2 separate regions of the Homo sapiens genome follow, and region 1 is linked to region 2. Evidence: chromatin loops called from intact Hi-C (ENCODE). Cell type or tissue: heart left ventricle. All regions are shown on one strand. Links, peaks and the distances in the headings refer to the core of each region. The heading gives the core; the rest is flanking DNA.

The links. Hi-C counts contacts between places; a loop is a spot of excess contacts. Peaks named below come from ENCODE experiments on the same cell type or tissue, not always from the same donor. Only the 100,000 strongest peaks of a DNase experiment are listed, where the experiment ranks them.
Region 1: it touches region 2 in a loop (1.9-fold over the local background); 8 of 110 quality-filtered maps call a loop at or near these places.

Annotation. Positions count from the first base shown.
Region 1 is chr4:139,758,349-139,765,566 of GRCh38, reverse strand. All of the region lies in intron 2 of MAML3 (mastermind like transcriptional coactivator 3), which reads left to right. LOC124900781 (a long non-coding RNA gene) reads right to left here and starts at 2,511. Exons shown (of 2, transcript XR_007058276.1): 1 at 784-2,511. In heart left ventricle, for the core only: a CTCF peak has its summit at 3,930 (motif pointing right); no DNase peak of the experiment used is centred there; H3K4me3 peaks cover 11 bases; H3K27ac peaks cover 1,824 bases.
Region 2 is chr4:139,917,244-139,924,461 of GRCh38, reverse strand. All of the region lies in intron 1 of MAML3 (mastermind like transcriptional coactivator 3), which reads left to right. Among named protein-coding and RNA genes, the nearest start is that of MAML3-AS1, 210 kb to the left of the region's middle. In heart left ventricle, for the core only: no CTCF peak of the experiment used is centred there; a DNase peak (open chromatin) is centred at 3,651; H3K27ac peaks cover 2,500 bases.

The sequences.
Region 1 (7,218 bases), core at 2,727-5,226, 160 kb after region 2:
GAAGAAGGCCACCCTTAAAATACTTCAGAGGCTGAAAATATGATTATTACATTGGAATCCTTTAGCCTATGTGATATTTCTTTAACTTTGCACTTTCAGGCCCAGTAAAGCCAAAATCAGGGTAACCAATGTCATTTTACAAAATGTTAAAACCCTAATTGCAGTTCCTTTTTTAAATTATTTTAAAGATTACTTAACAACATTAGACAGTGCAAAAAAAGAAGCAAGGAAAGCATTCTTAATTCTACCATCCTAAAACAGCAAGTAATTTCATTTTTAATATTCCCTTCCAGTTTTAGACAATGTGCATACATATTTTTGTCCATGTGCCCCACAGTGACCATCATGGTGAACTTATCATTTTTTACCAGATATAACATGTAAGGCAGATGAGAAGGAGATGAGAACCAAAGAAAATAAATAATAATCCCTTCAGTCAGTGGCAGCCCAAACGGCAGCTGTTAGTGGGGCTGCCTAAGATAAGGTAGGCATCTCTCTCCTCCCAGCTAGGAGTACTGACCAGCCTGGGGGACTGGTCCCAGGGTAGGCACTGGTGATAACTTCATAACCATTCACACTGAGGCTGGGCTCACCTCTGTCTCAGCCCCTGCTTCCCCGTGAACCCAGGCCCAGCCCTGCATTGGGAGCTGCCCAGAGTAGGTGCAGTCACTGAAGCAGGAGTGTGGCCGCGATGCCGGCAGTGAGCCATGCCAAGCTCATTGAAAGCAAGCGGACTTCCTGTGGCCCCTGCTGCTCTCAGTGGGATGTGGACAGTGCTTGTACCTGTGGAAGATGGCACCATCCCACAAAAGAGAACACACTCAATGTCTGTGCACAGCACTCCCTTATCACCGGGAGATGTTGCTGTTCTTTCCCCGCGTTTCCAGTAGAATGCCCAATAACAACAGCAACCACATCCTCCATCAGGTTTCAGGCTTTTGGGAGTCACAAAGTGCTCTCGCATGCATTAGCTCACTAGATCTGCACAGCAACTTCAGGAGGCCACCAGGGTAATCTCTATTAGCCCCACATCAGGCAAAAGGGCAAGTGAGACTTGGAAAGATGAGACAATGTCCTCGGTCACAGAATGAAAGTTCAGTGGCTCTTGGACCTAATGGCCATTCGGGAAAAGGTCGTAGCCTCCTCTGCCCGGCAACATGCAGGGGCACAGACGTCCCCTTGTCCATGCTGTTTAGCAAGCAGCCTTGCCAGGCATGTGCACAGGAGTAAGTAGGGACCTTTCCAGCCGGGCATTGGTGAGCAGGGCGTGGAGTTGCTGATAAGGGAGTCTAGCAAAAGGATGTTTAAAAATAAATGAGTCTTGCCCATGATGGAAAAGGTTTGCTCGTCAGCAGGATTGCTTGTCAGCAGGACTACAGATCCAGGTATGCAGTGTCTTTTTGCTGCTACCATTTCTGTCTCGTGTTATTAAAAAATAATATATTGATTACTGCTACTTCAGTTTGCTCAGCTTAAGAAAGCTATTTATTTTTGAAAAGTGGCAAAATGAGGAAATGACTTTCACTTGGCATAGCTTCTGACACACTTTTTGGAATCTCAGAGCCTACCCTCTACCCCTTCACCCATTTCTTGTGGGTTGAGAAAAGGAGCATACCAGTTCAGTATTATTTTAGCAACAGAAGCACTTCCACTTTGGCTATTTTTAGCATGTCAGGTGCCCTCTGCCTGCCATGAACTTGGTATATTCAAGTGTTTAATTCAGCGGCCTCTCTCATTTGAAAGGGAGACTGTTCCAGCACTCTGCCCACCATAGCTCCACTTTTACAGCTGCTCGTAAATTTCTGAACATGCAGAGATATCTTTAGCTGTGACTCCAGATATTTCCTGTTGAGCTGCAAGATGCAATCCTGCAAGCACACTGAGGCTAAATATACCCTCTCAGTCCAGGATTCAGCCAAATAAACAGGGGCAGCATCAACATGATTTTTTTAATCCAATGCTGAACAGGATTTTTTAGTTAGATTAATTAAGCAATTCTGTTTATTTTGGCAATTGAAGTCATTTCGGCTCCCCCTGAACCTTTAACACCTAAGCATCATTTTCTCTCCTGATTGAAGAACTGACCAGAAGCCCTGGTGCAGGGAACTCACATGTTTGAATACCGTGTGCCTCTTTAGCTCCGTACTTCTCGTTGCTTAAACAGATGGCCCCCTCAGCAGCCGACTCCGAGCAGCTGCCTTGTTCATTCTCACAGAATCCAGACTCCTCTTCAGCTTTGCCTAGGGCCTTAGTCATTCAAGGGAGAATAAACTCTAGGATTCCCTATCAGGAATGTATCCTTTGGGGACTTGACAAAGGAAAAGAATGTTAAAATCTTTCCAGGTGTAATCCTGTGGCAGGAGGAATCTCCTCTGTAGAGTTAAGTTCTTGTCCACAAGGATGCAGATCTTTCAATCAGACCCTAAAAAGTTAGATTGTCATCCCTGGATAAGTCCCTGGGTTCCTGGAGAAAGTTCTATTCCTCCTGAATCTTTAGGACAAGCAGTATCCACCAAATACCACTGGTCAGTTTCCCTTTAACCAAGATCAGCCAGTTGCAGGCCTTCATAGACCAGGAAGACACTGTGCCAAGAGAAGCCAGAGGAAACAATGTCAGGAAGCCTAACTTTGGCACATAGACACGAAATATGCACACGCACCCCCTCTCCAGCCCTCCTCAGGAAAGAAAGGGGGGCTTTCTTTCCTCCATGGGCTGTGCCTGGCCACACCCCACCAGATTAAAGCCCCGTCAGATGGTTGTTAGGGTCAACGAGGTCTACAGAGAACAGTTTATTCTCAACCATTTCTACCTGCCTTTTATCCAGGGTTCACGGGGGTTAAAGTTTTGGCCATGAGTGTAGCGATGGAGCCTCATGTGACACTTGCATACTTTCTCGAGGAGGCCTGCCTGCAAACATAAGTTTTGTATTCCCATTGAGGAAATCAGTTCCTCGATTCTGTCCTTTGAATATCCTTTTTTGGTTTATGATGCTGAATATTTCTGTAACTCTCTGTAGGTTGGGGGCCTCTTTGGGGACCGTTATCATTTGGCAAACACTATTACTCATCAAAATGTATTAATCAGGGCCAGCCACAAAAGCAAAGGTACTATAAGCAGTGGGCTTGAAAAATCAACAAGACAGGAGAAAAAGAAATGCAAATGAATGATAATCACAATCACTGTCCCTTATTCATGCATGCTAGGGCCAAGTGCTCTAAGCATGCTACATATAGCACCTTAGGAAGCCTCACAAAAACCCTGTGAAGCTGCATCCTTTCTGTTCCCATTCTTCCTTTTTAGTCACCTATTGTGTCCCAGGCGCTGGGCTAGACACGGGGGATATAGTGATGAATTAGATGGACAAGGCCCTGCACTCATGGAACAGAGGACATGCATGGTAATGAAACATACAATTGCACAAATATTTTCTAGAGGCCAGGGACTAGTTAGGATTCTGCAGCTCGAACAAGAGTCCTTCATCCATGCAAGTTTCTGCATGTGGCATAGAAGCTCCTAGAAACCCACACTGGGCTCCCTGGGCTCTCGGTCCATCCAACCTCTCTAGCCTGACTTCTTCCTGTCTCATGCCCTATGCTTCACAATCCAGCAATATAGAACTGCTTGTCCACAGGGCTGTTCTTTACCTTCATTACTTTGCTCATGTTGTCCCTCTTCCTCTAACACATTAACCAATTCCCACACAGCTTCCAGGATCTACTCCCGGAGAAAACTCTCCCTGACTCCCCTTGACCCAGCCAGGCTGGGTTAGTTGAGCTTCTTTTGTGATTCCAGAGTCCCCCGTGCTAATCTCTATCACTGCACTTGCCTCACCGTTTCACAGGCATCTGTTGAGGGGCCTGTTTCTCACTAGCCTAGGTGCTCCCTGGGGATATACTTTGTTCATCTTTTTAGCCCCTGTCAAGTAGCACACTTCCTGACCTGTAGAGGGCCATCAGCGAATACTTGCTGGATGAATATGCATCTGTGCATGAGAATGTGCCTTCTGTGCTCTAGTGGAGAAGGTTAGGAACTGGGGGACTCTGTGTCCTATCTAATCATCATTAATGGGATGAAAGGAAGCCTAGTAAGGTCCAGCAGTAGAGGCTGTAGCTGTTGGAGCAGGGAGGAGGAAGAAGGGGAACAACTGTGAAAACCTCTCCAATTCCCCTAACGCCCCCTCCAGACTCTCTTTGATCACTTGCAGTGGTGGGAAATGAAGCAACCTGTTCCATGGTCCATTCTGTCGAAAAGTTTTCCCTTTTGTTAAACAAACTTGGCTGAAGACTTTTAGAAAGCTGTCCTCTAGGGCCGGGTGTAGCGGCTCATGCCTGTAATCCCAGAACTTTGGGAGGCTGAGGCAGGCAGATCACCTGAGGTCAGGAGTTCAAGACCATCCTGGCCAACATGGTGAAACCCCATCTCTACTAAAAAATACAAAAATTTGCCAGGTGTGGTGATGCGTGCCTGTAATCTCAGCTACTCAGGAGGCTGAAGCAGGAGAATCACTTGAACCCGGGAGGTGGAGGTTGCAGTGAGCCGAGATTGCGCCATTGTACTCCAGCCTGGGCAACATGAGTGAAACTCCATCTCAAAAAAAAAGAAAAAGAAAAGAAAAGAAAGCTGTCCTCTAGAACAACAGAGCAATTTGACTCTCTTTTCTATATAACAATTCCTCAAGTATTTCAAGAGAGTTGTCACGACCATCCTGTACTCATTTTTCTTTCTTAAATGATTCTAGTTGTCCAGCTGTTTCTCACTCTCATGTCACACCATTCTGGATACACTCCAGCCTCTTGGTATCTCTTTCAGAACGTGGTGTCCTGAGCTGAACAATATTCCAGATGGCTTCTGATGGGTATAGAATATAGTAGTACAGTTTCTTTCCTGAATCTGCAGCTTAAGTTCAAATTCACGTGTTTTACAGCCTCATCACTTTGTCAGTTCTTACTGTTCCTTTGGGCAATGAAGCGCCTTGGTGTTCTGTATACAATGAACTCTTGTCTGGCCACATTTAATAATTATAAAGTTATTGAGCGTGTCCTGTGCCCATGAGCCAGGCGCTGTGCTAAACATGGTGCCATCAGTCCCTTTTAATTCTCCCACCTACACTGAGGCTGAGTGAGGTTAAGTAATTTTCCCGAAGTGCTGGGATTACAGCCCAGCAGACTGATTCCAAAGCCCACATTCTATCTATCCCACTTCCCTGCCTCCCATCCTGAACTTGTGTAGCTGGTTTCTTGTTCACCTGAATTCTAGATTTACCTCTGTTAAGTTTGACCTGAGTTTCTGCTCAACTTTCAGCATCTTGGAAACTCCACAGGGAGAATTTAGCTCATCTTTTCAGGTTTGTATCATTGTATCTGCTGCCTTCATCTACATCAGTGACAGTGCCTTATCACTCCCCGTTAGAGAACTCTTTCTAGATTGACACCAATCTGGGTACCAGTAGGACCAGACTTTCAGCCAGCTTCCAAGGAACCTACTCTTGACTTCTATGCACTGTTTTCCATTTTGTCCAAAAGTTGTCATGAGAGAGTTTGCCAAATACCGTGTTGTTGAGAAGTATCACATATGTGGCATTCCCCTACTATAATCAGTTAACAGCAGTACAGAATAATGGGAAAGGTGGCCTCTTTGTTTTACATATTTTCAGAAATCCTGTTTAATCTTTTGTCCTAAAACTTTGCAAGAAATCAATATCATGTTCGCCTTTACCCCCTGTGTGAAAGTGGGCTATTGCCTTGCTTCTCTTCATGGTTCATTCCAGTATTCCATTATTTATTCATTCTCGATATTAACAGTGTTTCCATAACCACAGATGCAAAAAAATATTTTTATCTTAAATCATTTTTCTTTTCCCAAAAATATTAAAATAATGCATACTTCTTATAGAAAAATCAAAATAGGTAAAGAAAGCACAAAACAAGGCTGTCTAACAATCCTAGAGACAGCCTCTAACATCTGCAGTTCTTTTAATAACCTAGAAAGCAATTTGCCTAGGTGCTAAAACAATTTATGGCCAGAACCTAGAGTTGGTCTTCCACACCTAGAGCAGGACTACAGCCTAATAGCAGCTAGAAAAATTGTAAGGGAGAGATGCTGGTTCAAGGTGAGGAGTCAGGCCGGGACCTGGGGCAAGGGCAGGGTGGATGTGGAGGGGTAGGAAGCAGGAGTTCCCTGCCACGTGAGCCCCACAGACACCAGCCTGTTCCAGCAGGTTCATTCTGTTTCTGCTGCATACTTCAGTGTGTTGATATTCAAGGCAGTATATTGGAGTCCCCCATCCCTCTGGATGTTATTTCCCTGGGGGAGTAACCAGACTGCTCTTCTGCTGCGGCTCTTCTCTTTCTGTCATAACTGCTGTGCCCTGTACCATCCAGCTGGAGAGTTTTATCTGGACACATTTCTGTCTTCCCCTCAAATGTCAGTTTGAACATCAGGGATCAGAGGAGAAATCACATGGGCGAGAAGGTTCTTTCTGGGTGACTGTGATTTGTTGGACATCTGTCTCCCAAGTACATGATGTTCATTTTAGAACCAGTCTCTCAACCAATCACTGTGATTTTTCACAGATGGATGGATGGACAAACATCTAACAAAATGTCTTGTAGATTCTCATCAAGAGAGGTTCAGGTGCCACGATGCCCAGAGGTCCCTTCCAGCTCAGTGGTTCTCTGAGTGTGTGATTGATATTTTGGAAACAGGGATATCACTTGGTGTATTTGTCAGTGGCTGGTGATCTTCAGGAAACTTTAGTTTGGTCCAGGAAAAGCCTTGAGGAAGATGTGACTAGTATGGGGGAATTTGGAGAAGAGACAAGCTAGTCATCAGATGACATGGATAAGGTGGAAAAGCCAATTCTGAGACAGTTGTTGCTGGAAAATAAACGGGGACATCAGGAGAGGACCAGAAATGTTTGATAACGTACCGAGCATACTCCTGCAGCCGAACATGGCTGGAGGGGAGGCAGGAAACCTGCTGTAACTCTCATGTCAAGAGCTTGGCCCTAAAAGGCCACAATGGGTCATACAAATCGAGGTTTCAGACCCAGATTAAAGTGTGTGTCTGGTATCAAATGAACAGCTGGGCATACATCAGTCTTTCTGGCCACCTCTGCACACACAGATCGATAACAATCAGCTGTAGTAGCCATATCTTAAAATATTAACAAAAAAAAGTTAAAAGATATATTCAGATTCTACCGTGACTCCTTGGTT
Region 2 (7,218 bases), core at 2,358-4,857:
AAATTAGAAAAAGGGAGGAAAAGTTTTATGTAAATAATATGAAAGGTAAAGATTTCAGAGATAGTTCTTTATATATTTGAGGGTAAAATACCTTCTTAATGTACACACAAAAAAGCAATTAAAAGAAGAATACCCTGTCCATTTGTGATTGCCTCTACTCTGATCATCTCAGAATCGCTGTTAACAAAATAGTATCTTTTACCACATTTCTCCATCACTGGAATAGAATTTCCTTCTGTGATTTTATTACAATTCAGCCACTATCTCTGGATTAGAATGACATTATAGAAGCACAGGGATTTTGTGAGTTTCTATGTCTGGGGAGAGGAAAAGAGAGTAATAGGTTGAAGAAGTTTGGCGTTGGTATCACTTTTTTTATTCTGTGGTGATATGTCAAACACTAGGAAGAGAAAAGAAATTAAAATGTTTCTGCTGAGTGGAGATGGGAGTGAGTTCATGTCTTACTGAGGAACAGATCTAACATTCCTACAGACTTTACAGTCTGGAGATATAGCAAGGTACTATCAAAACAGGGTCATAGGGAGTCTCATAAATGTATTGGTCTATCATCTTTTGCAACGTTCTCTTCCTTCATAATAAGGGTAGCCAGTAATCAAGTAACTAGCTTTTTTCCCCTAGACAAACAGCAGATCTGTAACCAACAATAAGGTCAGTAACTTATGACCCTATGAGTTATCAAAAAAAGTTAATTATCTACCTTCTAATAAAGCAGGGAAACATCCAAATATTTTTAGAAAGCTTTTGATCACAGAGGTTTAAAGTCTTTAAAAATTGTTTTTACATTTTTATTAAAAGGTGTACACACACACACACACACACACAAAGACTACCCCTTAAAATATGTACATACAAAACTTAAGTAGAACACTTTGCTTCCCAATATACAAGACGAGCAAGGCATTTATCAATTTTCAGAAGGGGTTTATAATGCACTTATCCATATTTCCAGGCCTGAGATAATGAGGCTGTTCCATGAATGTTAAGTCAGGAAACTAAGGAGAACACAAGAACCAAACATATTGTGTATGTATAATATATGTAAAATCATAATGCCTCACCTGATGTCAACAGTTATGGGCATTGAAGATGACAGTCCTCTACAAGCTCTCATGACTGTTCCCAGTCAGTAACAGAGGGAAGGGGGCAGAGTGTGGTGCCCTACTGCAGGGTGGGGCTGGTAAAGCCTTGCTGTTTGCTTGGTGGAGCTTCCACCGTCTGGATCCCGGGGTGTGGGGAGCTGGAGTTTTTCTAAAGCTGGTGCAGTAAGAAATACAAAGTCAAGTCTAGGGTACAAGGCCAGACCCTCTACTGTTCCAGGGACTCTCAAAATGTGCTAGTCTAGAGACCCTGTCAATGTGCTTTTATAGTGAATACTTTTCAGTGTGTTACGTATCCCTCTGGCACCCTATCATGAGCAGAGCTCCCTCCCCTTCTGAGCACTGGGGTGCAGGGGATCCCGTGAGATTTCAGATCTACCCGGCACCCCTGCAAGCACTCTGTCCTCAAACCCTTTGAAGGAACAGCTCTATCCTTACACCCATTAGATAGGCACTACTGCTGGCCAATGCTGACAGCAGCCCTCTGCTCCATCTTGGCTGTGTCTCCTGTGCCAGGAACCTCAGGAAATAGACAAGGATTTGGCAAAATTCCTGGTGAATGGATGGCACCACGTGAGCATTGTGGGTAGCATTTCTCTGTGTTGCCAGACACATACATTGCTGCTTTCTCACTCTTCCTTGGGAAAGATGGGCCATTTTGGAGCTGATTTTGAAATGAAAAAGAAGGAGAAGTAAAAGAAACCCTAGGCTCCATATCTTTTCATATCCAGAACTTAAAAACAGAGGGAATGATTCACTTTTCTAACTTCTGCTTCTTGGGTGAGAAATAAATGTAAATCGTATGTCTAATTCCCCTGATTTTTCAGACTTAGCTAAGGCAGAAAACCAATCCATTGCATTATCGACTGGTATCATTAGCTTGAGGTTAGGGACCCACCGTTCTCTCTGAAGCAGGCCTGCCTTCTTCTCTCTGCCTGTATGTTATCCCTCTATCATTTTTGCTGTCTCTCTCCATCGCCTTTGATATGGTAATGATCTTGCACAAGAAAAGCCATTTTTTAAATATGAGTGCTTAAGGAATTAAAGGTGAGTGAGAAGGTGGAGGGTGTTAAGAAGGATGGTAGTTTGTCATTAGCAAATAAATAAGTATACCCCTTGGAATTAAAAAGCAAGCAAGCTGAAGGGAGCAGAAGGGGGAGGACAGGCGGGTGTCTTTCCAAACGCAGGAGACAGTATTACTAACAGGCTGGCTTAAAGCCCTCTTAACAATGTGCACTTGCTCTCCCTAGCTCCTGGATTGATTTCCCTCTGCCCTCCACAGACCTGGCTGCAGTTAAGCCTTGTGTCCTCCACGTGATGCTGAGCCGAATCAGATTTTCCTTTTAGTTGTTCGATCAAATTTTCCTTCCTAGAGCTTAGAAGGCACACTTGGGACCATATAGTAATTGCCTCCCCACACTGAACTGCTGATACCTTTATTGGATTGGCATAGGGTTTCAGAGGACTGTGTTTAACATGCAGTGAGCCGCAGCAATGCAAACAGCTCCAGTGTTTAAACAAGCATCCGTTAGGCCAGGAAACAAGGCAGTGCCAGCCCATTTGGTGCTCTGTAGTGCTGGCAGCTTAAGGTGAGCGGGCAACCCAGGTGCTGCAGTGGGAGAGGGCAGGCTCCAGGGAAAGTGGAGGAATTGTAGTGTCAGAGGAGGAGCTGATTCTCTTTAGATTTGCTGAAGGGGGTTTGTGGTGAGGGGGAGAGAGAAGTGTTGTGGCTAGGGACATGTGCAGAGCTCATTAATATCTCATTATGTTAGAATTGCAGTCTCCCCACAGATCGGCGTTAACGTTGGCAGTGCCAGAGGAAGGGCTTTGGGAAGCAGCAGCCCCCCTCCCTCTTTCTGCAAGCCCCAGCAAGCTCTCTATGCTTGTTTTGCACTGAGGGAATGGTGGTGTTGAATTTGTGAAAGAAGGCTGTGAGAAAACCCCACAGGAGCGATAGTGAGCAGCTCAGGAGAGGGTATGAGACTGAAAACTATAGTTTGTAAATAACAAAGTGACCAGATTTCACGTGTGCCAGCCAGCCATAGAGAGGGAAGGAAACTGACCAGAAGCTGGAAAGGAAAATCGTGGAAGTTAAGCACAAGCCACTTGGAGTCTGGATGTGAGTTGGGAGTTCGTGTCAGGGGCAGTAGATAGGCTAGCTCCAGATTCAGACCTCGATTTCCCAGAGAATGTGCCACTGGCCCACTGAGTTTGTCCAGGGCTCCTGGAGGCTCCTGGAGTGTACCAGAGCAAGTAAGGTGGACAGGAGAGGGGGAAAAATGAGGAGGAAAGAGAGCAGAAGAAAGCAGGATTCAGCCAGTGGGATTTGGTGAGACTGCGTTTTCAGCTGATCCCACCTGCCCATGTTGGTGTGAGTGGAGCAAAGGGAAGATTCTAAAGCAGAGAGAAGGTGGTGTGCAAGGGCCTATTCTCCAGATCTGACCTAGCTGAGCCCAAACCAGTCTTTATCCCAGAGATTAAATCCCCCTGTGTGCAGCCCTGGCCCCAGCTGGGCTCCTGCAGGTCACTCACCCCAGACAGTCATCCTGCGGACTCCAGTGCCGGGACTGGGGCCTCCTGGGAGGAAAAGTTGGAGCCATGCTCTGTAGAAATTACAGCCTCCCTGCAGACACTTAATTCTGCTCTATTAAGGATCAGATGTCTCCGTCTGCCCTGGACAACTGTGTGCCCTCCATTAATGAAAGGTGGTTGATGGCCACTTTAGTGAACAGTTATGTAACAGGATGTACCAAAACACAACAGTGTGTGCATGTTGTATTATAAAGGCCCCTTAATGTAATTCATAGTAAAGTTCTTTGAGAATATTCTTTTTCTGCCTTTTTGTTTTGGGGAGTTCTTATTTCTACCTTAGAATGTTCTTTCTGTGGATTTTGGCATTTGGCTTCCACTTCTAGCACCAGTGCACAGACACACCTGCACACATCCACAGAAGTGTTGCTGGTGTGGATACACAGCCAGTCCTGGGCTCAGTAAGCAAATGAAGAAGCACGTGTCCTTGGTTAATATCATATAAAGTGACAGGGCCACAGTTTGCAAGCATGTTTTGTGAAGACCTTTCTGGTCACACTTTGTTCTGACTTAACACAATATTCCATTAAAATATGGATTATTCATTAACTTACAGAAAGGCAAAAAAAGTGAATGTCATTGAAATCTGTGTTCCCTTTGGAAAAAAAATAACTAGAGTCATTAGTCATTAGTTTGTTATGAACAACAGTGCTTGTAATGAACATTTAAAAATAAAATGTATTTGATAATCGCAACCAAGTTTATTTAGGTTAGAAAAACAGTTATGGCATACAAATAGTGCTGAGAAACAAATTTAACAAGGCTTTTTTACAGCATGGCCTCTATAGCAAAAATAGTAAGATTCAGCCTGATGTGTATTAAAATCTATTATTCTTTTGACTCTGCAACTTTAATAAATCAAGCAAGAGTCATAAGAACAAAGAGAGGAAACAGCTGAACTGCTGTAATTTCCTAGCCAAATAGAAGAAAAGTCTGCCTCTTGTCGTTTACATGACTTTACCAAGCTTAATCCCATGAAAACAAATGAACAAACAAAAATGAAGACTCAATAGTTATAAATAGTAAACTAGACCTCTAGGGCTGAACTCCTGTGTTCAGCTGCACCAGGTCCCTGTTGTGGGATGTTCCACATTCCATGAAGTCTTGGCCTGTTTTTCCATGTGCTGTTCGCCTCCCTCAGTCCTTCTCAGTGGCAGGAGCAGAATCCACGCAGAGATTCTCACTTCTGCCTGTCATTCCCAACCTCTGAACTTGTCCATCTTACATCTCTTTGCTTTCCTTTCTAAGAAAGAAAGAAGGAAAGTTAAGTTCCATCCAAACTTTCTACATAAAAAAGTTATGACATCCAAATTGCCCATTTGAAGAGAGAAGGATAGTGATTCAGCAGAATTACAGTTCAAAATAAAATGGGATTTAACTTTGAGATAAAAAGAAAAAGTGAATCCTAGCTCCTTTAAGGCATTTGCCATGAATAAAACTTTAAAGTGAAATATCAGAAAATCAAGGATGAGATGGGACTTAGAGAGATCCTTCATCCCCCTTCCTCCCCCTTCTTCAATGAAGACCATATCTAAATCATCCCAGATGGCTGTTCTATTTTTAAAGATCTCCAGAAAAGGAGATTCTACCACCTCCTCAGTAACTCATTCCAGCATCTCTTGTTCCTCACTGCCAGAATATTTTTTCTGAGAGCCCTCAGAGGAAAAAAGACACACTATCCTAGATTTGGGGACCTGTAGTATTTCTCTTTAGGATTTAACCCCACTGTGCATATAGGAAACTAAGAGACATGGATAATGTCTTTCTCCAGTGAAAAAGATGTTTTTTCTCTAATATTTGGCTTTAAATTACATTTGTGTGCTTCTTGGGGGTCAATCCAAATTTCTCTTGCAGGCCTGAGGTATGCGCGGTACTCTGCTAGGTAAACAGAGGGAGCATTAAGAAACGATTCCTGTTTACATTCTAAGGAGTGAGGTCACACTCAGCTCCAGAGCCCACCTACTATGCCGGACAGAAATGTTCATGTAATCACTTATTCTTTCATTCCAAAGATACGTACTGACCACCAGTCGTGCGCTTATCTCTGCTAGACACTGGAGACAGACACATTAGTGAGCAACACAGACTAGGTGCTTGTCTGCAAGGAGCTTACACTCAAATGGGAGAAGACAATACCAAGGAAAAAGGAAGAAACAAAATGATTATAAATTGTGATCAGTGGTGTGAAAAAGACAAAACAGAAGGACACGATAAAGTACAAGTGGGAGGTGCAGCTGACTGAGCCAGGGTGGTCAGAACAGCCTTTCTGGGGAGAGATGTGAGCTGAAATCTGAAGGATGACAATAAGCCCAGCAAGGAGCTGGGATAAGCGTGTTCCACGTGGAGAGAAGCACCGGTGCAGATGCAGAGGAGGGGAAGAGCCCTCGGAGAGGCCAGCGCGGCCACCTGGAGTGTGGTGGTGAAGGGGAGAAGGGTATGAAGGAGCTGGGAGACACCAGACCATCCAGCGCCTCTTAGGCAAGTTTGACTTTCAGAGAAATGGGAGTCTATATAAGGATTTGAGGCAGAAAGACATACTCTGAAGAATGTTTTTCAACAGTGACTCTGGATGCTGGTGGAGAGTAGACTGGAAAGGGTAAGATGGGAAAAACGGCTAGTGGAACAATAGCGCAAGAGTCCAGGCAGGGAGCAGGCAGGGGAGACTCAGAAAAGGTGACAGATGGAAGGTGTGTGTGCTGGCCACACAGACACAGCGTCCGAACATAGGTGTGACCCATTCTGAGAAAACAAAATACATAAAAATCAAAACTTAAAGAGAAAGTCTGATTATTCCCTTTATAAAGGGACTCGCCTCAAGTATCTATTCTGTAAAGTAAAGGAAGATGTCTATGGGTCTTTGACTATAAATTTTAATAAGAGATATAAAACCTTAATAGACGGATCATGGAATTAGAAGGAATCATAGAGGTCATTTTCTCCTACTTTCCACCCAATAAAGAATCCCCTTTGCAAATCCCTGACAGATGAACATGCAGCCTTGGTATGAAAACTTCAAGGGACAGGAAGCTCATTAGCCTCACAAGGCAGCCCTTTCTATTTTGAATCTCTCTAATCGTTTTTTAAAAGTTTCTCCTTATATAGAGGCTGAATTCTTTCTCCCCATTACTTGCATCCATTGATCTTAGTTCCATGTTCTGGAGCTACATAGATCAAATCTAATTCTCTTCCTACATAGCAAACCATTACCTTTTCAAGAGGAGCTGTGGCATTCCCCCTCCTCAACTCTCCTCTTTCTCTAGCAAAATATCCTCAGCTTCCTCGCCTCCTTTTCACTTGACATGGTTTCTGGGGCCTTCTTTCCCCTGGTACTACCCTCTTGCTGCCCTGCCACCTGATGAGAGTGATCATTTCAGAATGGAAGCCAACCTTATTGGATGGCATCAGTTCAGAGCATAACTATGTCTCCCTGGACTCAGAGAACATACATACATTTAATGCAACCTAGAATTTCAAGAGCACACGGCTTCAAACTTCAAGGAAAACAAAACTG